Linked DNA regions of Homo sapiens: regions 1 and 2 are each linked to region 3. The links are chromatin loops, found by intact Hi-C in ENCODE. Cell type or tissue: ovary. All regions are shown on one strand. Links, peaks and the distances in the headings refer to the core of each region. The heading gives the core; the rest is flanking DNA.

Evidence for each region. A loop is a pair of places that touch in the nucleus more often than their neighbours do. Peaks named below come from ENCODE experiments on the same cell type or tissue, not always from the same donor. Only the 100,000 strongest peaks of a DNase experiment are listed, where the experiment ranks them.
Region 1: it touches region 3 in a loop (3-fold over the local background); 4 of 110 quality-filtered maps call a loop at or near these places.
Region 2: a loop joins it to region 3, with 2.4 times the contacts of the local background. A loop is called at or near these places in 13 of 110 quality-filtered maps.

What each region holds. Positions count from the first base shown.
Region 1 is chr5:158,455,243-158,465,846 of GRCh38, forward strand. No RefSeq gene overlaps it. Among named protein-coding and RNA genes, the nearest start is that of LINC02227, 51 kb to the left of the region's middle. In ovary, for the core only: no CTCF peak of the experiment used is centred there; a DNase peak (open chromatin) is centred at 6,209; H3K27ac peaks cover 1,558 bases.
Region 2 is chr5:158,769,403-158,780,006 of GRCh38, forward strand. It overlaps EBF1 (EBF transcription factor 1), which reads right to left. Exons shown (of 16, transcript NM_024007.5): 10 at 8,011-8,137. Among named protein-coding and RNA genes, the nearest start is that of EBF1, 330 kb to the right of the region's middle. In ovary, for the core only: no CTCF peak of the experiment used is centred there; a DNase peak (open chromatin) is centred at 6,139; H3K27ac peaks cover 2,307 bases.
Region 3 is chr5:159,102,747-159,113,350 of GRCh38, forward strand. LINC02202 (long intergenic non-protein coding RNA 2202) reads left to right here. Exons shown (of 3, transcript NR_109890.1): 2 at 9,113-9,252. LOC107986467 (a long non-coding RNA gene) reads left to right here and starts at 2,273. Exons shown (of 2, transcript XR_001742942.1): 1 at 2,273-2,350; 2 at 4,121-4,693. RefSeq lists an enhancer at 1,286-2,191. In ovary, for the core only: a CTCF peak has its summit at 4,185; DNase peaks (open chromatin) are centred at 2,188, 2,545, 3,915 and 4,225; H3K4me3 peaks cover 535 bases.

The sequences.
Region 1 (10,604 bases), core at 3,135-8,134, 650 kb before region 3:
TCAGGTGGTTTAGATGCATGCCAAAATTTGAGAACCACTGCTCTAGGCAGGGTTTGTTAACCTCAGAACTATTGGTTCTGACCGTTTAGGGTGGATAATTCTCTGTGGTGGGCAGGAGTCCTCTGCACTGTAGGATGTTTGGCAGCATCTGGCTTCTACCCAGTAGACACTGGTAGCACCCCACCCCATCCCCTAGCTATGAAACCAAAATGTCTCCAGACATTGCCAAAGATCCCTAGGTAGCAAAATCACACTCCCTGGTTGACAATCACTACTTCAAGAAAAAGCACAGCATATACAAAGTTATGGTGGTAGGAATCTCAGGGTATGTTTGAGAAATAAAAAGTACTCCAGTATGATGAACATTCTTGGCATGAGCACAGGAGTGTTAGAAAAAGCTAGAAAGGTAGGCCACAGCCTGGGTTTGGAAACCGTTGAATGGTGTGTTAATTTGTTTGGAATTAATTCAGAGGGCAATAGGGAGTCACTGAAAGTTTTAGGTAGAGGGTGACATAACTAAATCTCCACTTTAGATTGTGTTAGATCTGAGCAGTGACTTTCAAACTATTGTAACGAATATACAGTTGGGCCTTGAACAATAGGGTGGGGGGGTTAGGGGAACCAACTCCCCAGCGGTCGAAAATCCACGTATAACTTTTGACTCTCTAAAAACCTAACTGCTAATATCTTCCTGTTGACCAGAAGCCTTACCAAAAGCATAAACTGTCAATTAACTCATATTTTGTATACAATATGTATTATGTACTGTGTTCTTACAAGAAAGTCAGCTATAGAAAGGAAAATGTTATTAAGAAAATCACAAGAAAAAATATATTTATGATTCATTAAGTGCAAGTGGATCATCAGCAAGGCCTTCATCGTCATCATCTTGACATTGAGCAGGCTGAGGAGGAGGAGGAGGAAGAGAAGGGGTTGGTCTTGCTGTCTCGAGGTGGCTGAGGTGGGAAAAATCTACGTATATGTGGACCTGTGCAATTCAAACTCGTGTTGTTTAAGGGTCACTTGTATTTATGTAATGTCTCAGGACACACACATATACATTTAACAAAACTTTTACACATATTTTTTATGTTACTTGCAATGCAGTCTGATTTTTATCTACTCTATTCCATTTTTTAAGCTGTTCATAACACATTAAATAATTTCATAACCCACTAATGGGCGTGGTCCACAATTTGAAAACACTGGACTAAAAATTAGAGGCATTGAAAAGGAGGGAGCAGAGAGATTGGGAGAGAAGTATTTCAGTGGGTCCAGGCAAAAGATAATGGAAGCCTGATAATCGGGTGGAAATAGGACAGAAGAAATAGCTGGCAGGGACATTTCAGATATAGCACCTATAAGGAAGAAGGAGAAATCAGGAAAAAAACAAAAGGCATGGATTTTATCAATTTTTGTAATTTTTTTGTGCCACCAACATAAATAGATGCCTAAATAATAAATAGATTTGAAGAAGGTTATTTGGTTTTTCTTTCTTCACTAGTTTTTGGCAGGGGGAAGATAGTGTTTCTAACTGTGGACCTGCTGAGTTTGAGCTGCTTAGCAAGGTAGAAGTGTCCAGCAAACAGCAGCAAAAGTGGGCTGTGGCATGGATGAGGGTCAGGGTTGGTGTTGTGGATTTATGAGTCATGCCCATGCAAGGCCTGGTGGATGAGGTCACCCGAGGAGGGAGAATGTGGTTTCTGAGACTAATAGCTTCCCTCTGTATATTGATATCTATCTGAGTAATAATATTCATTTCTAGTGTAATAAAGACCCACTCAGCAGATGGTATCACATCATAAATAAGTCAAAGCAAGCCCAAGACATGATCCTTGCCCTCTGAGAGGCTGTGATTCAACTAGGCCCTCCTGGTTTGATCTGAGCCATATTTTCTTATTTATTGAGCACCATCTATTAGCTATGCACTATTCTAAGTGCTGAGAATAAAGCAGTGAACAAAATAAACACCCCTGCCAGCATGGAGCTTATTCTCTAGCAGAGGGATGTGGACAATAAACAAAACAAACACAAACACAAAACAAATGAAATATTTATGATGTCAGATGGTGGTAAGTGCTATAGAAAAAAAATAAGCAGGGAAGAAAAGAGGGATGCCAGATGGGAGAATTGCAACTTTAAATCAGGGGAGCTTTCTTGAGAAACTGGCAATTGAGGCCCCTGGTAATCCCTGGTTTCTTGGGATGATTGATATGACTGGGGATGAAAACATAGTGAGGCTAGTTCTGATCATCTCAAGGCAGAGCATGATGCAAGGCTGTGCAGGGTGGGGTGGGAGGGAGGGAGTGGAGGTCTTACCAGCAGCACTTGGGGAAGACCCCACTCCTCGGGGTCTTCTTTTTACCTCTGCTTTTGGAGACATTTGATCTCTGTCTTCTTCATCTTACTACAATTCCATTTGTGAAATTTCTTCCTTTCCAAAGCTCTTTCTCATCTTATTTTTCATTTGAAAGTCATAGAACTTCTGGACCTGGGGAATCTTAGGACTCAGAACAGGTGAGAGGCACTGGTTCCATCTTGTAGGTGTCTGCTCTTAACTGACTATGGGACACTGGTTCTGTGGCATGTTAGTTTTTACATGAAAATAAAATTCTGTTTTCAAACATGTTTGAGAAGTACTGAGCTAAACACGTTGAATGGATTACGACTGTAGGACTTCACAAAATCTTTAATGTGCTACTTGGCATTGGCAAATCCCCAAAGAAGGAAACAGTATGCATGGTTTCCCAAACTTATTTGGCCATGGATATGCTTTGTTATGGAAAATCTCTAAAGGGATTATTGTTCCTAGGTACACACTTTGGGAAACAGCCTGCTGTATTATATGATGATGGGCAAATCATTTAGCCCTTCTGAATCTTTGTCTTCTCATCCATAAAATGAGAGTGTTGGCATGCTGCCCAAAGAATGTTAATACTGCCACAGGGCTCTGTCCTTGGCCTTGAACTTGCTTAGAATTTTATCAGTGACCTCGGTGAAGAGAAAAGAGGTAATTATCACATCTGGAGATGGCACAAGGTTGGCAGGGGTGGCTGATAGGTCAGATGACAGAATCAAGACTTAAACTTATCTTGACATGTTAGGATGATAGGCCAAACTATCTGCAGAAAATCTAATAAGGATGATATATGGTTCTGCTTTTAGTTTCAGAAAATTGATTTTCGAAGTATAAGATGTAGAAGAGCAGCCTTGACAGCAGTTTATGTAAAAAAATAAGAAAAGACCTGAAGATTTTGATTTACCACAAGCCCAAGATGAGCCATCAGGGGATGTGGCTGCTCTAAAACTGAACCCAGTGAGGTTTTATTAGTAGAAATGATTCTGTTCTGAGGGAGCTGTGGGTTTCCCAGGGGCTGGCTCTTCTGATTACTTGCCACCTGGGGTATTAATATCCAACGTTTTTGAGAGCATATTACGTGCTTATCACTGTATCCTGCAGGTTATGTGTATCCTCTGATTTAGTCCCCACACTAGACATGTGAGGAATTATTATTATAATAATACATATTGTACAGATGAGGACACCGAGGCTCAGAGATTGGTGTGGAGCCTGGATTTGAAAGCTGTAGATTGTGTCTAGAGCCTGGATTATTTTGACTTCCACCAGGATGGCAAGAGATCTGGGAACCATAAGATTTGAAGAGGGAATGGGTGATGTGCTGTTTAAAAGGAAAAAAGGGCTGAAAATGAACATTATCTTCTAACAACAAAAGCTTTTCTGTTGAAGAGGAATCGACTCTTGCCGTGCCCCTTTATAGGATGGAAGTAGAAATGGTTGTTAGAAGTCACAGGGAGACTTTTAATTTAATATAAAGAAAAACTTTCTAAAGACTAGACTGATCCAAAATGGATTGGAAAACCTCATTAAGTAGCCTTCTGTTTCTTTCTCTTTCTCTCTCTAAATATTTAGGTAGAGGTTAAACAATTATGGATGTTAGTACTTGGTAAAATGTCAAACTACATTAATGGAGCTACTAATCAATTACTTTAGTAACTTTGTCAATCTGTTTGTCTATAATGCTCAAAAAACATTGGGATACACAAAATAATGTGACACACTCCTTGCTTTCAAACAACTTCTTATCAAGTCAGGAAGACAGATATGAAACAAATGACAAGTGATCCTGGACTTGACAATGACTTAATTTGTGAGCTCTGCCTTCATGGTTCTTTTTACCTTAAGTATCATATACCCGTCAGGGTCAACCAAAGCTTGTGTTTTGAGTGGTCCAATGGCTATGGAAGACATATCCTTTTGACAGTCAGGGATCACCTGCAATTCAACAGTGGTCAGGGATTACCTGCAATTCAGCAGACTCTGGTACAAATGGGAGAGCAAGAGAACATTGAAGATGTGGAGAAAGAGGAGGAAATGGAAGCAGAAGCATTAGCCAAAGAAGTCTAAGTGTAGGGCCATGCCACCAAGAAGCTGTTTGTCCCTGACACTTTCAAAGGCATTAATGCATGCTGAAACTTAGGGAGTTTCCAAGACTGATGACCCTAGTGTGAATACCATGTCAGTTATGACAGCAAAGAAAAGCACCTATACTTCCTCCAGGGAAATTCACTTGGAAAAGAAAGAAGGCTGGGCGCAGTGGCTCATGCCTGTAATCCCAGCACTTTGGGAGGCCAAGGCAGGCAAATCATGAGGTCAGGAGATCGAGACCATCCTGGCTAACAGGGTGAAACCCCATCTCCACTAAAAAATACAAAAAAATTAGCCGGGCGTGGTGGCGGGCACCTGTAGTCCCAGCTACTCAGGAGGCTGAGGTGGAGCTTGCAGTGAGCCAAGATTGCGCCACTGCACTCCAGGCTGGGTGACAGAGCAAGACTCCCATCTCAAAAAAAAAAAAAAAAAAAAAAAATCCTACCCAAGCTCATTGGATTCTTGTTTTAAGAAGCCTCATTCAGTCTAATCCATGATGAAACAATTCCCAGAAACAACTTTTAGAGTATAGCATTTGTGTTCAGTGTTTTATGTTGTAAATACTTGCACAATTATTTTTTTCTGGTCACTTATTTCATATTAGGTTTGGAATTTGTATAGATTAGTGGACTTACTTAGAATAGGCTTTGCTTTCTATGTCAAAGTTGGACTCAAAGTTAGAGGTCCTTATATATAATGTAACGTTTACAATTGCAATGTGTATAGGATACAGTGGGGTGCACCAGCAAGGGGGAGACATGTGGCCCCGGAGATGGACAGGAGGTCGGAAATGGTTCATGATGAGGTGAAGCTTGAAATACTAGTAGGAATTATTCACACAGACAAAAGAAAAAAGGGACAACACTAGCAAAGGAAGTAATGGGCTCAACACCACAAAGCCTATGGTAGTACACCTTCCACCTCTCAAATTACTCCATGACCGGATCATCCTCTACCATCATTCTAGATAGCCATTACCTATCCAGGGTGATTTTAGGTGACTGCGCAAACTTGTGGCGTCAAATAAGACTGAATCTTAAAATGAAAAAGTCATTCTTTTAAAAATTCTCTTTTAATCCTTCTAATTGCAACAAAGAAAAAAGTCTTAGGTTCATGCCACTATGCACATGAATAGCCTTTTTAACAAAGAGGGGGAATATCTCAAGTTTATTTTCCTGTTCCTCAGTTCTCTCATCTGCAAAATGGGGACAACAATAGAGACTAGTTGATAGACTGGTGTCAATTAAATGAAATATTATCTATAAAGCTTTCAGAACAGTATCTGGCACATATTAAAGTCTCAGTAAGTATTTCCTATTATTATTTTTGTTTTTGTTGCTATTGTCTTCCTAGGCAAGCAACATTTATCTGTTTAGAATGTAACAATATGGTTTTGTTTTGAATAAATTCATTTTTATAGTTAATAGTTGCCCTCTAAATTTTGTAACTGATACTGGTTTCTTTTAAAATTAAGAACGTGGACAAGCCAGGCAGAATGGGAATGAACACATTTTGGGAAATATAGCCCCAGATGATTTGTCAGGGTTTCTGCAGCTCTAAATGTCAAAGACTGTACTGATGGAGGAGGGAGGCCCAGAGAGGACAGAAACTTTACCCAAGGTCACGGGGCTCATTAGTGGCAGAGCTAGGAGCAGATCCAAGACCTCCAGATGCTCAGGCTCACGTTCTTCTCTCTGGAACTTGTTCATGGTCCAAAGCCCTGGGACTCTTCTCAGCTGACAGAGCCCTGTATTGGCCTTGACCTGGCAAAAGGTACACAGCCAGGGTTGCAGCTCTACAGAAAGCTCTGTTTACTCCCTCTGACTGCACTGAACCCTGAACCATGTCCTAAAACCAACAGTTGCTTGCTGTAATATTCCTACATTCTTACTGAGCCCTAACACCACGTTCAACACTGGGAATTTGGGTGGGCCCAGAGTGCCTTTAGTATTACTGTTATAATTCAAAACATCCAAATTATTATTTTCTCCATGAGATGAAGCCAGGAGAGTGCTGTTAAGTGGAGAGAAAAGTGTTTGTTACACTAGGCGTTCCAACAAAATGTCCTCCTTTGCTATTAAATCATAGCTTTTCTAAATGAAATGATATTTTGCAAACTTTGGCAGTGACCAAAGTTTGGACATTGTGCAGGGTCCAAACTTTCTCTCTCTCTCTTTCCCATTTTGTGCTTTTTCTCCATGTGGTCCAGAGAACTACTATTTGCTGGCTTTACTTTTCTTGTATGTCTTTCCTTATGACCCAAGTTGTCTACTTTCCCCAAAGACCTCAGATAACTTGATTTTCTACCCACAACTTGTCATTTTAATAAAGAATGAAACGGATAAATAGAGGCTAGAGACTGCAACCCATTACCCAAATGGGTTGTTTCTCAGAATCCCCCTTTCTTTCGAGTTAAGTGTGAATGGCTACATGGAAAGACATGTGCTTGTTACCCTAATGCCCCCAAACAGAAAATTAATGAAGGTCTATGGACATGGGAATTAAATCTGCAAAGGCTGAAGGTGATCAATAAACTCTATGAAAAAATGGCTTCAACCATATAAAACCCTCTACTGGACTCTTTTGTTCAGTCCTGTTTCCTGTGTGAACTGTACTAATGGGTACCTACCCATTTCCTAATCACCTCCACTGCCACCGAGAAGCTGTTAGTGGAATTGGCATTCTCAGGTCCCATCTTCTCTTTCATTTCTTGGTCTTCACTGACATGGCCTGAACAATTCAAGAGCGTGGCTTCCACATCCTTAGCTCCACTTTTGGAGCTCAAAGCAGGATTCAGAGCCGAGGAAACCCATTGACAGGCCTGGGGCATGCATGAGCCTGCAGCTGGGCTGCTGTTCTTCTACAAGACCCGGGGGACATGGAGTAGTATTGAGATTGCAAATCAGAAAAACTCTTCCTGCAGCCTGGCTTACATTGAGGAAAATTCCTGCTGGTGCATCGAAAGACAGGAGTCTGCTCCCCTGCTCACTGACCACAGAGCACACCCCATGCCTCTGCTCTCAGTATCCTTGGGCAGTGTCTCTCAGTAGGCTTGCCTGTATCTCTCTTGGGCGTCTTGGGCCCCCTTTCTCCCTTTCTTGCCAAATCTCCTTCCTTAAGCAGTTATCTAGGCCTGTAACGTAACTTTGAAATGTTTCAACTAAGAGTTCAGGGCACAGAAATGGTAAATGAGAGCAACTCCCTGTTTCCTGAGAATGGGAGCTTCTCATTATTCGAGTATCTTGGTATTTATGCATTCATTCATTCATTCATTCATTCATTCGTTGATTTAACAAATATTTATTAAGACTAGTACAAAGCACCATTCTAGGAACTAATTGTGAACGAGACAGGCAAGAATCTTGCCCTTATGGAACTTATATTCCTGGGATCAGGTCTGGCTTCATAATTTGTGAGGCCAGTGTAAATGAAAATGCAGAGCCTTTGTTAAAAAATAATTAAGATTTTTCATGACAGTAACAGCAGAGCATTAAGTGAGGCATGGGGGCCTTTTAAGTGTGGGGCTCAGTGCAACTTGTTCAGGTTACACACCCATGAAGCTGGCCCTGGTAGGGGTGACTGGAAAGTAAACATGCATGTCTCTGATGGATGAGCAGTCCAAAGGATGAGACCCAATTCATTGACTTCCTACAGGACTGACAACAGTTGGATTGTTCTTTAATGATTCAGAAATCAAGACAGAATTTTTCTGGGTCTCAGGTCATCATTAAATATAGTTTGTTGTTGCATAATTAAAGAATTGGCTTTGTGAGCTCTGAGTAACAGGATGATGGCTTATGGAGAGTCAGTGTGTTTGGAATAATAAGCCCAAGAAAATGATACTTTTGAAGATTAAAACGAGTAGAGTTACTTCTCATGATTGCTTCCCACAAACTCCTGAAAATCCTCTAAATACTCAAACAAATAAAACTAAGCATGCTACCTGAATACAGAAACTGTTACAGCTGCAGATATAAATTATTCTGGTAGTGCAGGATAACCTGTTTTAAGGGAACCCAGTGGACTACCAGTGCAATGAATAGGTTTAGAGGTTAATTTCTCAGACAATTCATGTAAATTCTGAATGTGATTTTGAATGCAGTGTTGGCAGGTATTTGCGAACGGCTGGCTATTCCACAGGTTCCCAAATTTCAGTCCCTAAGCTTGGCCAGTCCCTTCCTTTACCCCTGTTCAAATGTCTCTTTTCCATCCAAAAGTAACGAAAAGAGAGCCAAGGATCTGACAGTGGATTCTGTTAACTTCATTGTTGAAAAAAAAAAAAATACCAAGAACATGATTCTGACTTTCAAGCCCAACTGACAAGGAGGGAAACTCTAGTGAATGTGCTGGCATACACGTACTGGACTTTTATGAAAATTAAAAACAATCCTGTGGCCTTTGGAAATGAAAGCCAATTGAGTAATAGCACTGTGTAGGAAAGATTTTGTTCTCAAGGTGAGTATTTCACAACTGGGGCCGTTCGGGGGCCCATGTGTTTCACAAGTGATGTGTGTCATCATCATTAACTAGTCTGGTGTATAGAAAGATCACTGAATGGAAACATGGGTTTTTATTCCTATCTCTGCCGTGAAGTCAGGTTCCTAGCTCTCTCAGTTTTTCATCTGTAGAATGGGGGAGATAATAGCCCATCACTAAGAGTTATTGTGAGATTCAAATTAGCAACATATATAAAAGTCTTTGTAAACTGCATGTTGTTTTACAAATATTGGGTTTATTATTACTCTAATTGCCATTTTATTTATTTCTGTTTTCCAAGGTGAGCTCTTTGGGTGTAAAATGCAAAGATGGGATGAAGAGACATTGCAGCCCTCTGATTACTCACTTGGGGGAAGTAGATCAAGGCTATGATGTTGCCTGACAGTGATGGTTGAAGGCAGCTGAGTCCTGTCATGGAAAATGTAAAGGCCCTCCCCTTTTTCATTTCCCTCCAGGAACTTCTGCCTGTAGTAATAAAGAATCCTGTGTTCATGCCTGTGTTGCTTCATTTTAGGAGCTTGACTTTTATATGAATCTTTGTCCATGTGCAGGGCTGTCGACTATTGTTTCTGCCTCAGCTTACCCATGAAGAAAGGGAAGTGTGTGACATTAAATGATTTGCCCAGGTCACCCAGAAAGTCAGTGATGGAGTCTACAAAAGAAAGGATAAGTTGTTTTTCTTCGTTCTCTACCTCAGCCACCAGAGGAAATCGCAGCAAAGTGTCCAGGATGGTTCAATAATCAGCCCTCCTTCCTTCCCATGACCAGAAGCCACAGTTATTTCCATGAGGATGCTGGTGTTTGGCTTCCTTCCTGCCTCATTTGACTGAGTTGTCTTTGCTGTAGAGCTTGCTTTTCTGTAAGGCCAACGCTGTATCAGAACCCATGGATTATAAGCAATATTCACTGTGTGCCGAACCCTTAACACTAGGCACTGGGAGACACCATGAGGGGACCTAACCCATCTACAATATAAAAATAAGCCTATGGAACAGAACTGGGGGAACCTAGAAAGACCTGCTCTGGGGAGCCATTTATACCTGGCTTTGAATCTCAGGGCAGTCACTTATCAGCTGTGTAGCTTTGGGGAAGTTACACAATCTCTCTGAGCCTTGCTTCCTTCACTTTCAAAATGGAACTTGTAGCATCTACCACAAGAAGAGTATTCTGAGAATTTAAGAAGCCTATTTATACATGTATATCTAAATGTGGGCATACAATGGCAAATGAGATGAGAAACAGAAGGAAAGAGAGAAAGGGAGGCTAGCACATGTTTATCACAGGTTAAGAGTGCAATAAACATCACCTTAATCTTTCTTTTCTCTAATTGGCCTACTATTAATCTTGAAATCTTGACCTCGGGACACTTCTCAAGGGCTGTCATAAAACATTATTGTTTTTTCTGAATTCAGCACTAAGTCATGTTCAGAGAGAACTGTTTGTTAGTTCTTAGAGGGAAGAGTTAGTTTATGACTTCTTAAAACAGGATTAATGCCTGAGGCCTAGTTTGCTCCAGAAGCACTGTGCTCCCGTAGCACCCTGTACTCTCCCATCGTAACCCGGAAAGGGCTAGATGCTATCACTTGTTTCAATTTCTGTCTTCCCTGCCTGGCTATCAGTCCCCTGAAATCAGGGAGAGTGTCTGTCCTGTTCGATACCC
Region 2 (10,604 bases), core at 3,482-8,481, 330 kb before region 3:
CCTTTTAATGATCCTGTTATACTGGCTACTCAAGTCCTGATTACACTCCACTCCAAATAGGAAATAAAGGTCATATTTCTTGGAAAGTATATTTGTAAAATATGCAAAATAATATGCTTCCTTCAGATCAGCTTTATTCTTTGCAGAAATGGCTCTCATTTTATAGCTGTCACGGAAGTACAATGGTTACTTTCAGTGACTTTTGTTGTTGTTGTTGTTCTCATTATGACACCAACAGTATTTAACTGTACAAATGCCAGCAGATTCAGAATCACTGATCACATCAGCATACATCTGATCAGGGAAAAATCATATGTTGTGGAACAAAAAAAAAAGGAGAGGCTTGGGACCTACCCTTTGTATCACAAAAGCAAAAAGAATAAACACTCCCTCTGCCTTGAATTCTTTTCTTTGTGTGTAAATGGTTCATTTGGAGTAATATTTAAGACATGTGGACAGGAGCAGCCTGTGAATTTTTCTTTCTTGTTGGGTCTATTCCAATTAGGACACTGCTAAGGCAGAGCTGCTAGTCAAGTATTCATTACCCAGCCCTCTTTCAGCTGAATCCCTAAGTGAAAACAATCTGACAAAAAAGAAAACACATTCTTGCCTTCCTTTCTCCAATTCTTTCTGAGTTTGCTTAGGCTTGTCTTTATAACAATTAACATATGTATAGAATATTACGCTATGCAAAATATTTTCATGGCCATTTTTTCATTGATATTCACAAGATCCTTGGGATGCACAGAAAAGTGATGGCCCTACCATCCCTTAAGTTGAGGGAGACAAAAATCTAGCAGCTTTAACCCCTCTGTCTCCCTCATCCCCACATCTAACCCATCAAGTCCTTTCCATTTTTCCTCTTAAATTCCTCTTGATTCCTCTCACTCCATTCCATCTCCACTGATTACCACCCAAATCAAAGTCACCAAATCTCTTTCCCAGACTACTGCAATGACCTCCTAAGAGGCCTTCCAAGATACATTCTGGTCTCCTATGCTTCTTGAAGCCAGAGTTAGTTTGTTCCCAAAATGTAAACCTGGTCACGTCCACCTGTCATTTCAGACACTTCAAAACTGTCCATTGTTCTTAAGATAACAACAAAACTCCTCCCCATGGCTTATAAAGTTTTGCATACCCTTGTCCCTGACTACTTCTCGCAGCCTTCTGTCTCACAGTTCTCCTCCTCCCTCTTGATTTTCCAGCCTCACTGCAATTCTTACAGCCGTCCAAGGTACCGTGTTTCCTCCCACCCAGGGCCTTCTCATTTGCTCCCTCTGCTGGAAGGCTCATTCCCTAACCCCATGCTACCCCCACCCTTCACTGGTTGTTGGGTTAGCTCTTTGTCATCCTTCAAACTTCAGCTTGTGCAATTTTTCCTGTAGAGAAATATCTCTAACTGACTGGTCAGGGCTCTTTTATTATGTGCTGATCAAAAGCGCTGTTTCTTTCTGGACACGTACCAGGTTTGAAATAGTAAACTTATGAACACCCATTTTCCCTCTTAGTCTTTAGAATAAAGAAAACAGGGATTGTGTCTGGTTTTGCTTAACACTGTTTCAGGACTTGGCCTAGAACTGGTTTAGAACATTGCCTAGAATAAGACAGGCAATCCACAAACATTTGTGAGGTGAATGAATGAAGTAACAAAAGGAAGTGGTAAAATCAGAACAGAACACAGGTATTTTTATTCCTATTCTAATGCCTAGAAAGAAACAATGTCTTTACTCATAATCAAAGCTGACACATACATAACATCAAACTCTAATGACAAATTCTTTGGATTTTCAAAAATATATATACCCACTATCTGCTTTTCTCACTTACTTTTGGGGAGCACTCATACTGGACCAGGTACTCTCAGGATTGCATTACATACATTAACCCTTTTACTCCTTAGATGAAGGTACTATTAAAATAGCTCCATTTTACAGATAAGAAAATGAAATTCATAATATAAGCCAAATCCCATTTTTTCATTTAAAGAAACTATGTTCTATGTATGTAAAACTTCAAGTAGAAAGGGACAGATTCTTAATTAACAGCTCTTATTTACATTCCATGTTATCCAGAGGACAAAAATCAATGAAGACCCATTGATCCTGGGCAATATGTCAATGATAGCACCTATTGCAAGTAAAATGCTGAGCCAAATCCCTTCAACATAGTGTATAAAATAAGATTGAGGAAGAGTTTCTATTTCTTCATGAAGCTTGTGGACTTTTTATGATTTGTCTACCTATGAACAGAACAAGAGAACTAAGGACAAAAGGAAGTGAATGATGAATGGGATGGTTTTAGCACCTGGGACAAAAGAGATTCAAGGACAGAGACTCTCCCAGTCAATCAAGATGAGTTACAGGGAGCACCAAAGTCAGTCCGACTGACTCATTTCACAATGAAGAGACTGGAGTCCAGAGCACATAAGCAACTTGTCTCACAGCTAGCGAGTAGCAAGGCTGGGATACGATGCAAGCCTCATTGCTATCAGCCCAGGGCTCTGTCCACTATACCACAGCGGTCAGAGAACACTTCAGAGAGGTAAGAGTTTGAACTGGATCCTTCAGGTGAATCACCATGCCCAAAGTAGCTAAAGTGAGCTGGAGGCACAGCAAGGAAACTGGTTTGACTGGAGCATCATAAGCCCTAGCCCCAGAGCACAGTGAGCCAAACTCGGGACTTGGGCTACGTCTTACATACAGTGAGCAAAGAGGGAAGGTTTCTCTGCAGGGTAATGACATGAAAGTGGCTATTCAGAGCGTACTGTGACAAAGAATTTATGTAAGAAAAGACTAAAGTGCAGGAGATCCATTAGGTGCAAACTCTCCACTTCTTCCCTAAAACCAATGACTTTGTTCAAGCCCAAGGTGGCAGCCTTTATTTTGTGGAGGAGGTTTCCAAGAATGAGAAACAGAGATTTCTGGTGAAAACTCTGGAAGCTGGAGTTGAAGCTGATTATAATCTAAATACTTTTGAAGACAGTTGGTGATAGGCTGTACTCCTGTTGCTAGGACCTCCAGAGGAGGGGCTGAGATGGAAATAAGAGAACAAGCATGTGTTGTTCCCTAAAAAAGTTAACACCAGAGAACTTTACAAATCAGGAGTATCTGATTAAAATATTAGCTGTGTGATGCATTCCTGCAAAAATATTTGTTTTAAGCAAATTATTACATTTACACTTATGCATTTCTTTTTCTTGCTACTTTATTTACACTTTGCTCCTTTTATTTGGGGTTGACAGGTGTTACTTGTTTCTTTAAACTGATGCCTATAGTTGTGTTACTAAAAATCCCAAAAGACATTTCTTAGATTTCTAGGGAGATGACAAGGATGATAAACAATCCATGGAAAATAGTTACTCCTGGTAGGGACTCAGAAACAAAGGAATGAATCATAATGGCCACCATTTATTAATGGAAACTACTAGTATCTAGCCTCATGCTAAATACAGTTCCATGATTCTAAAACTTTACATATGTTTCCCTGATCCTAAAAACAACCCCAGCAAGGTATTATTATTATTTCCTTATAAAGATAAGGTGACTGTGGTTTAGAGGCATCATATGATGTCCCAAGGATAACCTCTCTAGTAAATGGTAGATCTGAGAATTCAATCTATATCCATCATCTTGAACCTAAGCAGTCAATCAGTATGCGAGGTACTATCCCCTTAGGAGGGAGGGAGGAAAGGATGAGGGGAGTAAAGAAAAGAGAGAGGAAGGCGAAAGGGAGATAGGAGAGATGGGAGAGCAAGAAGAAAATAAGAGGGATAGGGAGAAAAAACGGAAAACTTAAAAGTCATAGTAAAAGATGTCAAGTTCCACAGAGCATATGCAGACAAAATAGCCCCTCCTATGTGCAAAGCAACGTGTTATGCATTGGCAAAGGATGTGGAGTTATTCTGGGCACAAGGTACAAACAGGAAGTATTTCCACGAAGAATTCTCATTTCGAAGTTAGTTCACAGGCTAATACACAGGAATGTGGGTTAGTCCTTCCACAGGAACAGGAAATTGGGTGAAAAATGTTTGGAATTGGAAAAGTTAGTGGTAGAAAAGATCTGATAAGTGACCTAACCAGACATCTGAGTTGTTAGATGATCATTCATCAGGGTTTTCACCAACTTTTGGGGGGTCAGGTGGTGTACAGCTCTCAGGGTACCCCTAGGCTGCTCAAACCTTGTCCTGGTGTCCCATTCTTTCAGTCATATATTCCCCGAGAATATATGAAAATTCTTACAGAAAATATAACTAGAATGAAGGCAACACATGCATTTGGAATTGGCCGCTTCTTATCAGGAAAACCAACTACAAAAACTTTGAGGAAGCAGCTAAAGGTGCCTAAGAGTCTTTTATTAGCTTCCAAGGCTACTTAGGGATTAGCAGGAGAGATCACGATTCGAAAAGATCCAAGCCACTTAAAGATGTAACACCTGCAAGAAAACAAGCTGTGAGAATAATAAAGGTATTAGGGAGAGCCCTTACATGGCAGTGAGGTTATAGTGGATTTAATTCCCACTGGACTGACCAGAAACGATAATAGGGCTTTGAAATCAATCCTGTGATTAGATAGTGTTTTTGTTTCCTTCTCTTAGAAAACATTTATTGAAAATTAAAGTCAGCCTTGCCCTACATTTACATAAGAATAACTGGACACAATAAAGTAAGATCTAGAAAGTGCTATTGAGCTTTTCTGCTTCTAATCCAGTCAGGATTCACTTTCCAGAGTCTGTGACTCTGATTGGACAAACACAAGGGCATGGCACATTAGCAGCTATGGATTCCTCGTGCGTCTCTGGTCTGAAGAACCAATGAGGGAGAGATGTACGCTTGCTTACCATCCTTACAAGGGGAGCCAGCTTGCAGGCAATCTGTGCTTGGTCAGATTCTTCCCTCCCCAAAAGGTCTGCCTTTATTAGTATAGATTAGGCCATGCTGTTCCTGCCTTTTTTCTTTTTTTTTAATGTTATGGACTTTTAGAGACATTTACATCTACAAATGCCAACTCTCTCTTGCATACTTTAAAAACAGCAATAAGGCCTTAGTTTGGGGTGTTACTTTTCAGCTCAATAATATTTTTCAAGGGAAAAATTCCAAGTGATATTTCACTAACAAATAAGAGGGTTAGCTCACCCAATCCAGAAAACCAAGCCTCACATCTTGAAATACTATGGATGTTAAAGAAAATGAAGTGTGAACTTCTGTGGGTGGACAAAGGAGGGGGCCGTACATTTGCAATGATCTGAGCAGTTGTTTGGATACAAAGAACAGAGAGGTTTTATGAGCCATCTCTATACCCTTACTATTAAGTGGTGACAGCAGAGGTAAACTGAGTAAATCACAGAGGCCAGTAGCCCCAGCCATGAACAAGCAACGCATGGTAGAGGCATTTAATGCTAATGATCAAAAGGTCCATGTGTAGGTCACCAATGAACACAGATTCCCTTTCATCAGAAATGATGTGATGTCACAATAACTGTTAACAGCCAAGTAACTATACCAGAGGGGAAATCATTGTGCCAATTTCTTCAGATTTTTATTTTTCCGATATGGGGAGAGGTTAGAACTCTCTTCTAGAATATTTAAAAAAAAAAAAAAAGGCTTCTTGTCTGGTGCCCACAGTTTGAGGCCAGATCACCAGAAGCATTTTTTCATACCTTAAATTTCCCACAGATGTATACATGTGCATATGCGCCAACTTATTGCTCTTACCCTTAACTACTTTTCTAGGCTTGAAAATCCAACACTTTTTTCTTAATTCCAGTGTGATATAGATTTTCTAAGATGTGATTTCTTAAACTGATGGCAATTTTTTTTTTTAGTGTTTAAAAAAACTCCAAATAATGATGGATCCCTAGCTCTTTTCTCTTGAGAACTTAAGTAATTTAATGAGGGTGATTTTTTTTTCTAACTTTTATGGCCAGGTGGCTCTAGGGGATATTTTGTTGAAGACTGATTAAAAATAATTTCTTCTAAATGAGACCTGACCACAAAATGGAACCATTAATGGGCAGGGACGTTGTCACCAAAGCGGAAACCATGCCTGATTGCCTCCTGTACCTCCCACCACACAAGCATTTTCTTCTTTTTCTTCTCCTTTTCTTGTTCTTAATAGCTGAGTAAATAAGCAGCCAGCGAGGCCTAATGTTTTCGGCCAAAAACAGAGTCCAAACTTCTCAGAGAAAACATTTGGCCTCTGTGGTTTTGAAATATGTTCCAGAACACCGAGTTCAGTGGGGGAACATTGTGAAAAACTCCCATCCATTGGAATGATGCTGGGGAATGTTACAGTATCAGAAGTTTCAATTGGTCCTTTTCCTGCAGCCCCATAATGAGACTTGTAAAACACACACACACACACACACACACACACATGCACACAGACACACACACACACACACACACACACACACACACACACACACACACTGCTATGTGGAAGTTCTCATGGGAAAAATGAATGGCAAGAAATCCTAGCTTTAAAAGAAACAGCTAATCTGCTAGTTTGATTATTCTTCAAAACTTACGCTGAACCAATGAGCCTAATTAAAAACACTTGGCCTACTTCTATAAAGCATCATAGCTTTCTCTACGCTTCGTTTGTATACACCACAAAACTCCAGAAAGACTATTATTTTTTCAAGTGCTCACTAACAAAGTGCTGACTTTGTTGGGATGGCTGAGCTAATTTCTTGAACTCAGTGTGAAACCTTAGCTAAACAAAATTGTGGTAATTTTCCTTAATTTGTAAAAGTGATTGGAGTGCAAACAAAATTTTCCTCTTGGGTCAATCCTATAATTTTCAGTTAACTAAAACTAATCGTCAGGCAGGCACCAAACCTGCATTTTGTTTAAAGGGCTGGGAGGCATTTCCAAGGGTCAGGATGCATTAATTGTTTTTATAATTTCGAGAGAGAGAGAGAGAGAGAGAAACTGGGTGACTAAGAAGTATGTTTGGTTTTACTTCTAATATTGAAATACAAGGGAAAGATGCTCTGAAGTAAAATGTCACAGAAAAATAAAATTCGTCCACTTAATTGTATGGTTATAATTACAATTTGTTAACTGTTATCCCTTCACTGCTCTGTTATCTCTTTGTGTGAAAGCAACTTCCGCTCTGTACTTAATCTGGTCTTGTGGTCTTTTACTGAATGGAAAAGGAAACCTGGGACTAGTTCGTGGAGACAGCTACCACTATCCAAGGATGACTGACACTAAGCAGAGGGCCCAGAACCGCACTCCACCTGTGGTTCTTTGAGCAGCAGCATCAGCCTCACCTGGGATTGCTTAAGAAACAGGATCTCAGGTTCTACCTAGACCTACTGTAGCAGAATGTGAATTGTAAAAGATCCCTGGGTATTTGGTTTGCACTTCACAATCTAGGGATCTCTTAGCGTACACATTGGGCACTCAGCCTTTATACTTGATGTCATTCCACAGAGATGCTGCCTGGTTCTCTCTGTCTGATGGGAGGGAATTCACATTCACTCTGAAACCCTAGCTTCTTGCCGCAAGGCGGATCCATGTGCCAAGGCTGTTTTGGGAGGACAAAAATGCAGCATACTTGGAAAGAAGGCACCAACCCAGAATTAAATATGAAAACTACCAATTGTATGTAATACAAGTGCCGTGAACAGGCTAGAGGAAAGACGTACTGTTCATGAAAGCACAAACCTACTCCATAAAGCCAACAAACCCTAACAAGGTGGCTTAACATCCAGAAACTCAGGACTAGCTACACCTCTTTCCCCTTCTCTTATTTTTCATGTGGCATCTTTAGGTATCCAACCAGTTATTTCAACAGAACGCGCCATTCAACATGGACACCTAGAAGAATTCTTAATACAATAATAAAAGCACCATGTTTGGTCATACATATGGTAAAATGAAGAAAGAAAGCAGGCTTTAACTAGATTTTAAAATAAAATACATGCTTTTATACAGACAAGATAAGGGGAAAGACCCCACAAGACCACGGCAGTTCTGTGCTCACCATGTGCTGTGGTTCTTACCTGTATAAATGAATCTGCCTGGTGTTCCTTTGCAGAACTGCTTAGATTTGTAGGACAGTGTGACTTCCACAACACCAGGGATGTGCCGAGGAGGGGTCTGCACACGGATGGCATGAGGAGTGATCAACTGGAGGAGACATTTGGGGGGAAAAATTGTCATTGCAATAGTTAAAACTTCACAGTCTTCCTAATAGCTCTCCATAAACAAAGCTTTAAAACACATAATTAACCTGTCTATGTTTAAATCCAATCTTGATGGAACCTGCGTGAAAGACACTGACAACAATATTTACAAATGCTCTGAGTACAGCCATAACAATATTATCTGGGTTTTCCTACATGGCAGGCCCTCTGCTTCCTGGTTTGAACAGGGAACCTGGCCTAATGAAATGATTTATCTACTACAGGATATCCTTTGGAAAATCTCTGAAGCAGACACCCAAATCAGAGCCGAGCTTTGCCGTGACTCTCCAGAAGCTGATGGGCCTGGTGTTTGAACTGAGCCTGTCAACATGTGGAAAACACAGAGGTAGGGAAACAGCAGGCCAAGGCACTGTGATTAGCTGCGGAGTGCACGTATGAAGTACCCCTGAAGACCATTTGGTGTATTAACTACCAGAGGCACAATCAAAGAGCTTTACAGGGGAAAGCAAAGAATCTGCCTCCCTGGAATAGCTTATGGATCTAGCAGAACTAAGGACTCTCCATAAAAGGGAAAGGGAAAGGGAAGGCTGGGGAGGCTGCGGAATGATCACTGGTCCATTATGCAATGCCACGTGCACAATGAGAAAGTTCATTTCTGAACTCTGTTGGCAATCAGATTACACCATGAAGCAGAATTTATTTTGTATTACTCTTATCTTTGTTTACATAACTAAAATGTTATTAATGGCCATAAAACTGGCATTATCTGGTTCTTTGAAAAATCCAGCCCTGGTATTTGACTGGTTGACCTCTGATGGTGCTGGATTCTACATGTTCTCTTTCTATGGGATTCTGCAATTGTCTACTCTTTGACTCCTTTCAGATGCAGTTAGCTCAATATTTGTGGTATTGAGTCCACTGCATACAGTGGATAATTTATACAGTATACATGAGTTTAAACTAACATGCTTGTTCTGTTCTCATGGGGATAACTTAGAAAGGGCTCTTATATCAATGTGCAAACCAGGCCCAGTTTGAGTGTTTTGCCCAGAGAATCACAGATAACACCATGAGAGGCTGGATGCGGCCAATGGGTCCCTGACTGGATAAACTGTTCTAACACCAAGTCCTAGGGAAAATAATTTGAGAAAGTTGTTATTGCTAAAGCCCACAAGTAATTTATATCAAATGTTCCTTCTTGAAACAAGAAAAAGTCATATCTGCATAAAAACCATTTTAACTTAGCAATTACAAATACCCTGTATTATATCTTGTAATATAAAAAAGCCCTAAATGACTGTTGAGGTATGAAGAACTATTTATCCCTGTACTAAATGGCTCCAGGTTTCTAAGATTTTGAAATTATTTCTCTTTTATTCCGCTTCTTTGTCTTTTTTTTTCCTGTTGTTCTTAGCACCTTCTAATTTGCTCTTGTAATCTGTGAGCATGGAAATCAGGAAATCGAGTTTAATAATGTAGAGAGAATAAGAAGAAAGAGGCTCTGAAGGGCAGTGAAAGATGATCTTCCCCAAATCAAGAGCATGTTAATTGTTGAGACACTGTTACTGCAATGTTGGGAACTAAAACTTGTAGAGTACCCAGGAGGTATCTACCACATTGCTGGATATTTTACATACAAACACTAATTTGGTCAGAACAATGACTGTATTTTTATCCTTTTTTTTTTCAGGTGAGAAAACAGAATCTTAAAATTAAGTTGTTGCATAAGCAACTTTACCCTTGTCATAGCAAGTCAGAGCAAAAGGCAACACTGATGCAGTTCAAAAAAGTCACGGGACAAACACTTCCTTTGTAATCATAGAGAAAAAAATTGTTCATATAGAAGCTTTTTAAAGGTAGTAACAAACTCAGTTTTTTTCTGATCCAAAGACTTTGTGTGTGTGTTTTCTGTACCTATGCTCTCTCCATTTTTCATTTATTGCCTGGAGCTTTGCCATGCTTTTGGTGGTAAAGGATGTTCCATGTTGTTATATTTCAAATAGAAGGTATGCTTCTAATTTTAACACGTACTTGGGATATAGAGTACCATTAACTCACAATAATACTGATAAGAACTTTCAGCCAGTTAGAAAACACTTCACCTGCTCTCCTTGTTCTCAGGGGAAATAAATTTTAAAAGATGGAAAGATATTAGTAAATAGATGGATGAAGATTCTTTTTAAGTATAGGGACTTAATATGTATGAGTTGCTATACCGAGGAACAAAATTCACGGGCTTTATAAATTGATTAGATATGACTGCAATAAAACTACAGACTGAGAGTGAGGCTTTAGCATAAAGCATTAGGCTCAGGAAATGCAAACAAATTTTCATTTACAATTTCATTTTCAATTTTAATTAATTGCCCTAACTAAAGCAGAGATTCCTTCTAAACAACAATCCTTCACAGATGAGGTAGAATCTGAATCATAATAGAGAATAAATTTGT
Region 3 (10,604 bases), core at 2,046-7,045:
CAAATGAGAAAGTGGCACAAAGCAAGAAGTCCTGAGCAGCTCAATTTCTACCCCAGAGCCAGTCTCTCCAGGAACTAAATATGAGGGAGGCAATTTCCATACCTGCCAGGCTAGAGAAGGAAGAAAAATAAAAGGGGGCAGAAATATTTTGATAAGACTAATTTCCTTTGGCTGTGCAGAGGCAGCACATACCTCACCTGGGGTGGTGAGTGTGCTTTATTTTAATCAAGCCGAGTGTATTCATAGCTTTTCTTCTTGGTGTCCTTGTGCTTTCAGTCTGGCTTTCTCATCCTGTAATAAATGTTTAAGTAGGAAGGAGGCTAAAGAGAAGGTGGAAGAGAGACAGAGTGAGTGACAGAAAACTGGAAATGACACACAGGCCAGCAGAGCAGTAGTTTTTTTTATGGATTTTCTCTGGTGAATATTGAACCAGCAATTGTAATTTTAAACTTTGAAAAAGAGCCTCTTAAATACTTCTAAATCTTCATGTGAGGGTAGCACTACCTCCAGAGACAAAGCATGTGTGTAGAGGGTGATTGCCATCATACCTGAAAGCAGATACTTCAAGCACTATCCATCACAATTACCTTAGGTATATACTTTATGGTAAAGGTATCCTGTAATGAGATATTCTAGTATGTACAGCATTGCCTAGGCTTTATGGCATATGAGTGATTTGACTTTAGGGTAGTTTATAATAGTAATCCCCAAACTGGGTTCATCAGGCTAATCACATGGGGAAGGGTGCAGGCACTTGTTAGAAATGCAGATTTCCAGGCCTTATCCTGACCCACAGAATCAGAACCTCCTGTGTTGGTGCCTGGGATCTGTATTTAAAGTTATTTGGAAACTCTTGATTTTTGAATATATATCATCTCTGAGAGAAAGAAGGAAGGGAAGGAAGGCGTGAGGAAAAAAGACTTTTGCATGGGGAAAAAATACAGCAGAATGAGTTTACACCTGGAAAGAAAAACTAGAGAGGTTTGGGGTTTCCCCTGGAGCCTAGTTTCCCTGATGAGCTCCTCAAAATTTCTGCAGCTGTGGGAGTTCAGGATACACAGCCCCTCAGATGCTCCCAGCGGTAGGCAGGGCTGTCCAGCTCTCGGGATCTCTTGACCTGGGCCTGGAGGAAGCCCAGGGCAGTGTGCAAGCACTCCCTACCCACCCACTCCCACCCTGACCTTCTGCTCCTTGGCTATCCCAACCCTCTTGAGGCACAGGGAAATCAATTCCCCTTTCTGAAAGGCAACATCTACCAGTAATTTCTGGGGACTCCAGTAGAAACATACCGGTCTCCCCAAAGAGAAGAGACTAGATAAATACAGCCAAACTAAGACCCGTGGAAAGGTCCCAGCGGAAGAGGGAATCGTCTCTGTTCGTCCGCCCCCAGGAGGCCAGACTTGGGACCTGTCACTTGGAAAATTCTCTTGATCTCCATTCCCCTTGTGAGGGCGGGCCCACAGAAGGGCAAACCGTCCCGGGACGTGCCCCCTTCCCTCGCCACCTGCCAGGGACAGCTTCGAACGAGGCGGGAGGACAGATGCCTACTTCAGTGTTGGGAAGGGAAAGGGGAAAAGAAAGATGCAAGGACCTAAGCCAAGGCGCAAAGTCCCTCAGATTGCGGCCGCTCCAGAGGAGTCGACCAGCAGCCTGGAGTCGGGGTTGAGGTGGAGAGGAGCAGGGGCCACGGCGTTGCCCGGTGGACGAGAATAGGAGTGGGTGGCGGCCCGGGGACCTGGGAAAGCCGGGACCTGCGCGAAGGCTCGGCTCTGCGGGGCCCCTGAACTGCACCCGGAAGATGGCGCGAGTGGCCGAACACCGTGACACACCGCCAGCCCTCAAAACCGTGGCTCTTTTCCTCGGTGATCTCCATGCGCAGTCCTCGGGGAACGCGTGGGAGTAGCAGGCCAGGGGTCCACTGGAAATCCAGAATCTGATTTCTGTTTCCGATTCCCTACGCTCCAGAGAAGGCCTCCTCTGCTGGCCCAGTATGACCGACACTTCCCGGCTCTGGGAGCGCACCTCCACCTCCCACCCCCCATGGTACATACAGGGAAACTGAGGCCTAGAGAAGGACAAAGACACCCACAGACGGCTAGGAGATAGAGACCAAGCAAACAACACCGCGGGGCTCCGTCCCAGGTTGGGAGCGCTTAGTCTGATACGGCCAGAAGCCTGGGGCAAGGGGTTCCTACAGGTCTTTCTGGGGCGAGCCTGCCAACTCTCTTGGGTTTCCCCCCGGGCGGCCCCAGATAATAATAGATCCCATTTGTTGATGGCTTTACGGGCAGGAACTCACTGAATATCCGCCACAGACCACGGCAGATAAGACCACTCCGGCGTTTTACAGGTGAGCAAACAGAGACCCTGTGAGCGAAGTTGAAAAACTTGTCCACGGCCAACAGCTAATAAAGTCGCCAAGCCAGAATATCGCTAAAGCCTGTCCCCTTAAATATAGAGCCAAACCGTCCACCCAGCTGTGGCGCGAATCTCTTGTCCCCCAACTCTCAAGTGTCCTTTGGCTCTGGAGCTCCTGGGCCCGGGTTCCGCATCCGGGAGGAGAAAGGAGCGAGCGCGCACGGTGCCTCCCGAGGGCAGGGAGCAGAGGAGAGGAAAGGGGAAGACTATGAAACGTCCTAACTAATGCGCGTACTGAATGCGCATTCACGTGGTCAGTTACCGATGTGCTTCTCTCTCTCCTGGCCCGCAGGGACAGAGCGCGCCAGGGACGTGCCAGCCCCGGCCCCGGCTCTGCCACATTTACTATGTGACCTCCTGTCAGTCATTCTCTCTCCCAGTCCTAGATGAGATCTTAGAGCTCACGCAAGCTTGCCTGTTGGAACAGACTAAGTATCTGACTTTGCGGGGATGTTCCTGATGCCCATCGAAGGACAGAAATCTGGACACTTGCGGATGTGCTTTAATGGGGGAGATGCTGATTCTGCCCTGGCGTGACCATAGATAGCTAGAAGCTGAAGTCATTCTGAGTCGGGAGAATACAGTTGGGGGCACTGCCGGAAAGGATCTTTAAGTCCGAGGATGCCCTAGGGCGTGATCATATCCCACCCGGTGGCCCTTGCCCACAGTCCCCTAGTCCACGAGATTGGAATCCGATCTGGGAAGGTCCCTGCTCCCTTGGTAGAAGGAGGCTCTGGGATGGGAGAAGGGAGCTTCTTAGCGATTTGAAAATTAGCATCCCTTCAGTAGCGCAAACCTTATGGAAGAAACCTTGGCCTTAAAACATTCTCAGAGGGGAGACTGGGAGGAACAGGCCTGTTTATTCAGGGGAAAGTTGGAGAAGGGAGGGCGAGTTTAGCAGAAAAGCTCGAGATGCCTGGATAACAAAAAGTTTGCGCTCATACTTCCTTCGAGGGACAATTTGCTGAATATTTACACACCTTTGCGTGCTGCGAGGTCTTTGTTGGCTACTGGGATGCGAGATGTGTATGATGTGAATGTGCAAATATGTTTGCATGTGCGAAAAGTGGCTGCACATTTGTGGGCCAGTGCAGTAAGTGTGTGTTTGTGCCGGTGACAGAGAGCACTTGGCTGAATGTGTGCGTGGGTGCGTAAGGCATTGGTGCACACGGGCGTGAGTGCGCATGTGTATAGTGTGTGCACGTGTCATGTGTAGTGTCTAAGTGAGTGGGCTGTGCATTTGCAAAAGTCCGTGTGTATTGTGCAAGAGCATCGTAAACGTGTGTGAGCCTGAACTCACACGTGGTTTTGTGTGCACGTGTGCGTATGAAATTCAGCAAAAAAAAAAAAAAAAAATCCAAAAAAATCTAGGTCTAGGCAGGGTGCGGACCGAGGGCCCAAGGGCAGGCGTGCAGACCGCTACGACTTTGGCTTTAGGGAGACGCCTTCGGGGCGCAGGGCCCGCCCGAAGACGCGGGTTAGCATACAGCTCAGCTCCAGGCAGGCGATGCGGGTTCCCAATGCGGGCCTACAGATTACGCGGACTGAGCTGGGAACGGTCCCTGCTGGACAGTTCCGTGCTCTTAATCCTTCCTCGCCTACGGTCTCTGATTATTGATGCTTGCCGTGTGTCCTAAAAGGGACCGCTTCCGGTTTATTTGCTTATGTATTTATTATCTTTATCAACGTTATTTTTTGGCAGCTGCCGTGAAGATGCCAAACCCACCAAGACTGCGCTGCCCCACCTCTCCGAGGCTGTCCTGGGAGTGCGGGTGACCCGCGAGCTCCAGAATCTTTCCTTAAGGTGGAGCCACAGCGCCACCTCGCGATCCTCCAGCTTCCCTCCCTCATGGCCACGGAAGGCTGGCCCTTTCTGGTCCAAGCCCCCAGGGTCCCACACTTACTGGTTTTCCATGCACTTTCATTATTTCCCTTTCTCTCTCTTCAATGTTCCCTTATCCTGAGTATTGAGGTCCCCAAACGCGCCTTTCTACCCCACGTTTGGACATAGCCGGAATGTCTACCTCCTTCTCCATCCGGTGAAGCACTGCTCCCCCTAAAATCACCAGCTCAAAAGTCACCTCTATGAAACCTTTTTAGACTTTTCCAACGCAGTCATTCGTGCCTTTCCCTGGTTTCCCTACTGCTCGCATCACATTGGACAGGAAATGCTATTTAAACGTTTTTCTCCTCTCCCTAATCAGGGAGCTCCTCTGAGAGGAGCCATGGCTGTCCTTGCTTATTCAACAATAAAACCTAGTATATATCAAGTGCATACTATGGAGCGTTTAATGCACTGTACTGTGCAAAAACATATTGTCTTATTTCATTTTCCCAGCAAAATCATGAGGAAAGCACGAATATTGTTTCCCATTTTGCAGATGAAGAAACTGAGGTTAGAGAAAATAAGTACCCATCCAAGGTAGCATTGCAGAGCCTCATCCAAGTCAGCCTGTCGGATGCCAGAGCCAACTTTTCTTAACCTCTGACTTGCAGACTTATTCAGCTGTATATCCGTGGGCTTTGTGATAGGAAAAGACACAGAATGAGTACTTGTGTGTTTATGAATAAATGTATCTTTTAAATTATTTCTTCTCCTAGAGAGTTGGGTGTGGGAAGGCACTGCAATTATCAGATACTTTGATTGAAATGTCACCACAATTATTTATCTCTAAAGAGTATTCCTCTGCTAAGTAGCTAGGAGACCTTGGTCAAGTCACTTCATCCTCAGTTTCCTAAGTTCTAAAAGTAGGTTTTCTGTGGAGGATTAAATGAGAAAAAAAAATGTGAATTACATGATATATAGCATTCTAGTCATTGCTCAGTAATTATAATAACTCGAAACTACTGAAACACACACAAAAAAAACAAAACACAAAATTGACTTACCCTAGTCACACAGAATTCCCTGTACCTCTGTATGAAATCATCTTACTGTTATATCTTCATTTTCATCTTAGACATGAATTATATAATAAATATTTTTAGTTTATGGTGGTTAGGGTGTTAATGTTAACCCTGCTCTGTTACAAATATTTAAGGGGTAGTGGGAGAGATATAATCAAACAGTAAACCAGCAAACTTTGCCTCTTGTAATTTCCTCCTGCTTTGTAGATCTTTACCAAGAAAGATTTAAAGAAAGGCTATAAAAGTACTTATTGGCCAGGCACGGTGTCTCACTCCTGTAATCCCAGCACTTTGGGAGTCCGAGGCAGGTGGATAACCTGAGGTCAGGAGTTCGAGACCAGCCTGGCCAATATGGTGAAACCCTGTCTCTACTAAAAATACAAAAAATTAGCCGGGCTTGGTGACGGGTGCCTGCAATCCTAGCTACTTGGGAGGCTGAGGCAGGAGAATCGCTTGAACCCAGGAGGCAGAGGTTGCAGTGAGCCAAGATCGCACCATTGCACTCCACCTGGGCAACAAGAACAAAACTCTGCCTCAAAAAAAAAGAAAAAAGAAAAAGAAAAAGATGCTTATTATTCTGGAAAGTACAAAACTCTATTTTTTAATTTAGGGGAGATTCTGAGCTAGTTTAAGTGTTTCCCTACTTGAAAACATCATTGCTACCAATACATTAAAAGTTTAAAAATATGTGTCTAAGCAAATGATTGTATCCAAATAAAAGAAAACTCAAATAAAATAATGTATTACTACTAATATATTAAAAGTTTAAAAATACATGTCTAAGCAAATGATTGTATCCAAATAAAATAAACAAATGAAGGTTGTCTGAACATATTCTAGACCTTAAGACATTTCCCAAAAAGGTTAAGTTTTAAAGATTTAACATCTCTTTCTAGAGTGACCCATTAAACAAACATTCCTATTGTCAATTAGGTGAAAATGAACTTTTTCCCCTGTTACGGCTATAACTTTCCTACTGTCCAATTATTTTGGAAAGACTGTTGACTAGTATTGTCATGTCATAAACACATGATTTCTCCTCTGAGAAATGAGGCTAATAAAATCCACAAAAGGTATAAACGTGCCTCCACATTTTGCTGGCCCACAGTCCATTTCTAGAAACTTCACTCCAGCCCCAGTTTAATTTACTTTATTGTACTTGCTTCCCATTCTATGCAATTCTCTTGTATAGAGATGAAGAAATGGATTCAGGAAACTCTATAATGTGTTAAGATATTTTATTGTACAGCTGATGGATATTTGGGAATTTGATTCATATTGATGGTGTGAGACACTGGCGTTTTGACAAAGTTGGGGTGTGTTCTGTTTTCCTTTTTTATTCCTATTATGGTGGCCATTAGAGATGTTCACCAAAATTTTGGGTTTTCTTCTTCCAGGTGCATAGAAGGATGGAAGTATTCTGACCCTTCTGCATTTAGCTGTGATCTTGTGATTTGCCCTGGCAAATAATGAATTAGCAGAAGTGACATGTGTCACTTACAGGGGCAGAAGCATGAAGAGCCATAGTGCAATTTACCAAATCCCCTTCCCGGTGGCACAGCTGTTGCTGCCCCCACCAGATGGAGTTTCCATCAGCATCCCACCCCTGGCACAGACGTGTGGAGTGGAGACATCTCCTACACCCATAGACATTTAGCAAGAATGAGAAATAATCCTTTGTTACTGTAAATCCCAGAGATTTTTCTGTACTGCAGTATAACCTAGCCTCTCTGGAAGAATACACTTAGAAAGGAAACTCATCTTTTCTTTTCTTTTGGGGGGCAATTTGAAAATTCTTCTCCTAGAGTGAAAAGTAGACTGCCATGTCTAATTAAATAAAATAATCAGAAAATGAAATCATTCAACTAGAAATCTGAATCTCATTTTCTTAGTCTATTCATACATTTCCCCAGGGTCAAAACATCTGGAACCCTCTGAAATAAGGAGAATAACTAAATTTTACAAATACTTAAAAGGAATCTCAAAATTATTGCTAGACCTCGACAAGAATATTCAGTGGGTCCTTAGTCCACTTGCAGATACATCATGAAGTGAGTTACATAGGTTGTGATTAGAAAATACTTTATTAGCAATTGGCCAGGCACAGTGGCTCACGCCTGTAATCCCAGCACTTTGGGAGGCTGAGGTGTGAGGATCATCTGAGGCCAGGAGTTTGAGACCAGCCTGGCCAACATGACGAAACCCTGTCCCTACTAAAAATACAAAAATTAGCTAGGCGTGGTGGCACACGCCTGTAGTCCCAGCTACTCAGGAGGCTGAGGCAGGAGAATCACTTGAACCCAGAAGGCGGAGGTTGCAGTGAGTCAAGATCATACCACTACACTCCAGCCTGGGTGACAGAGAGACCCATTTCAAAAAAAAAAAGAAAAAAGAAAAAAAGAAAAGGCTTTATTAGCAACTGTATGCAGACATAAAGTAACTTTTCTCTCTGCCTCATGTTCAATTCTATATCAGATTGGCAAAAAGGAAAAATATTTGACTAATCAACTTGAATTTAATAACGTGATCTAGGGCAAGTCATTTAAATTTTCCAGACCTTCTTGTCCTCATGTGGTGTGATGGACTCAATGTTTCTGCCTTGCCCCGCTCCTCTGCCCTGCCAAATTCATATATTGAAACCCAAATGCACAATGTGATGGTATTACTTCCCACAGATAACTAGGAGGTAATTAGGTTAAGATGAGCCATGAGGGTGGGATTAGTGTCCTTAAAAGAAGAGGTAGAGACTAAAGCTAGCAAGCACTCTCCATCTGTCTCTCTCCCTCTCTGTCTCTCCCTGTCATACGAGGACACAACAAGAAGGTAGCTTTCTGCAAGGCAGGAAGAGAACCCTCACCAGAACCTCATCATGTTGGCATCCTGATCTCACACTTCCCAACTTCCAGAATGGTGAGAAATAAATGTTAGTTGCTTAAGCCACCTAGTTTGTGGTATTTTGTTATAGCTGTCTGAGCTGACTAAGACAACTAGAAAATAAGAGTAGACAACATGAACTTCAGGGTACCACTCAGTTCTACTAAGCTAGAATTTTGAGGTATCTGGGTGATAGCAGTTTCAGAGTTGATGCTACAGTATAAAAATCTTCCTGTGTCTCCATCCCCAACACTATTTTGTGAATCTTTTTTCATTTTTTTATACTGATCTCAACTTAAAACAACTGCTTCTTAGGCAAAATAATACTTCTTTCCTTAAGCCTCAAATCTTTTAAACGTGGGAATCTGCTAGAAAAGTGTGCTGTATAGATTTGGGGCCATGTAAAATGCTTTGTCATTTTCTAGCCAAGAGGAGAAATTTGCTTCTATATTGAAGAGCTATTCTCTATAGGTTTCATTATCTGATAACCTAAAGAGTTTTTCTGTGGATTTTCAGGAAACTTTTGTGAGAAAATATTGACTGTGCGATGAGTGCTATAGGGTGAAATCATTACTGTCTATTCTTTATCCTTGGTGTGGCATGATTGACTGCCAAGAATAATATTGTTATAATAATTTCATTTGGATAATAATTTAAATTTGACAAAGAAGTTTCACATGAGTTACTGCCTTGACTTCTCGTAACACACCATGCAACTGACATTTCTGCCCCACTTCACAGAGGAGGAACAGGTTTAGATCCGCCCATACTGTATGGTTAAGAAGCACCAGATTTGGGGTGTAACTCAAAAGCCACAGCTGCCTATGAAATTTAGAAAGCTGTCTGAAGCTTTAGTAGGAAATAGAAAGTGTCGGAACTATGCTATGGAGCACTTTTTTATAAAAAGATGCAGGATGCTTTCTGTTGCAGACATGATCGCTGGTAACAGATGCCTGGTTCACTCTCATCCTGGCCATACCTGAGGACTATGCTCCTCTTCTAGAAGTTCGGTGCAGTCATCTGACTTAATTGATTCAGCGCATTTATCTGCAGGTGAGAGAACCCCCAGAGCACTCGTTCTCCTCAACCAGAAATATTACTGAGGGCAGATCCATCAGTTTGGGTCCTGCTATGATGATCAGTTTGGGTCCTGATATCCATACAGATATCCAGCCCTGGAAAGTAAAAACAAGCTTCTTTTCTGAGCAGTTCATCATGTACTGTTTTCTTTCTGTGAACAGAAGATTTTAACACTAAGACGATTTTATAGGCAGACACGTAGAAGAAGCTAGCAGAGGTGTCTTAAACCCATTTGTGCCTATAGAGCCATACAGTTACCCCGGCGTGAAAAATATTAACCACCTTTTTTTTTCTGAACACTTCATCATGTACTGTTTTTGCTCAGTGAATGGAAGATTTTATCACAAAGAGAAGTCTGTAGGCAAACATTTAGAAGAAACTGGCAGAAGAAGTTTCTTGGACCATATATGCCTACAGGGCCATACAGATGTCCGTCCCTGAAAAGCAAAAACAAGTTTCCTTTCTGAACAGTTTATCATGTACTGTTTTTGTTCAGTAAATGGAATATTTTAACACCAAGAGGAATTTGTAGGCAGACAGAAGAAGCACCATGAGCTCTTTACCAATATGCAATGGATTTAATGTAAGCAAGTGGTTTAAGCCACTCGGATTTCTGGCTTGCTTGTTACTGCAGCTGAACTTAGCTTGTCTTCACTGGCACAGTTTCCTAATTCAAATTTAAATCTTTTGTAAAAGAGAACTATCTCTGTAGGGTAGACACTCTTATACTTCAGCCATAGACACATATCTCTCAAGGAGAAAGTATTCTTCTAGACCTCTCATGTTTTTATTTAAATTAATTTTATTATGTAACTTAAATATGTGCAAGCATAAAACTAGAGATCAATTCTTCATGCATAACAATGCTTAAACAATGGTGAAACTAAATTGCAAACTAAATGAAAAAGAAAAACCCCACAAAACCAAAGATTTATAAGTAAACAATAATAAAATATACTGGATGACATTGTTTTGTGGAAACTGAATTGCCTCTCAAATATCAACATTGTTTTGAATTCAGTGGAGTAGATTCTTTTGGATATGGCATGCCTTTATAGTTATGCCATTTGTGATGATTTAATTCTTCCACCACTTTTCTCTTTTTGTGAACCAGCACAAAACATTCCTTAGTTCACAGTATGTAGGAAAAGCTTAAAGGAATAATTTCAGTATCAAATAAATTTCAGCCCCTTCTTACCAGCCTATGACAATTCAGAATTACCGCTGGCACCAATAAACATAAACTAAAATTTAAGCTCAGAAATTTCATGTCAGTCTTCAGTTTAAAGGTATTGCCCAGACGAATCTGTTTAACATTTTAAGAT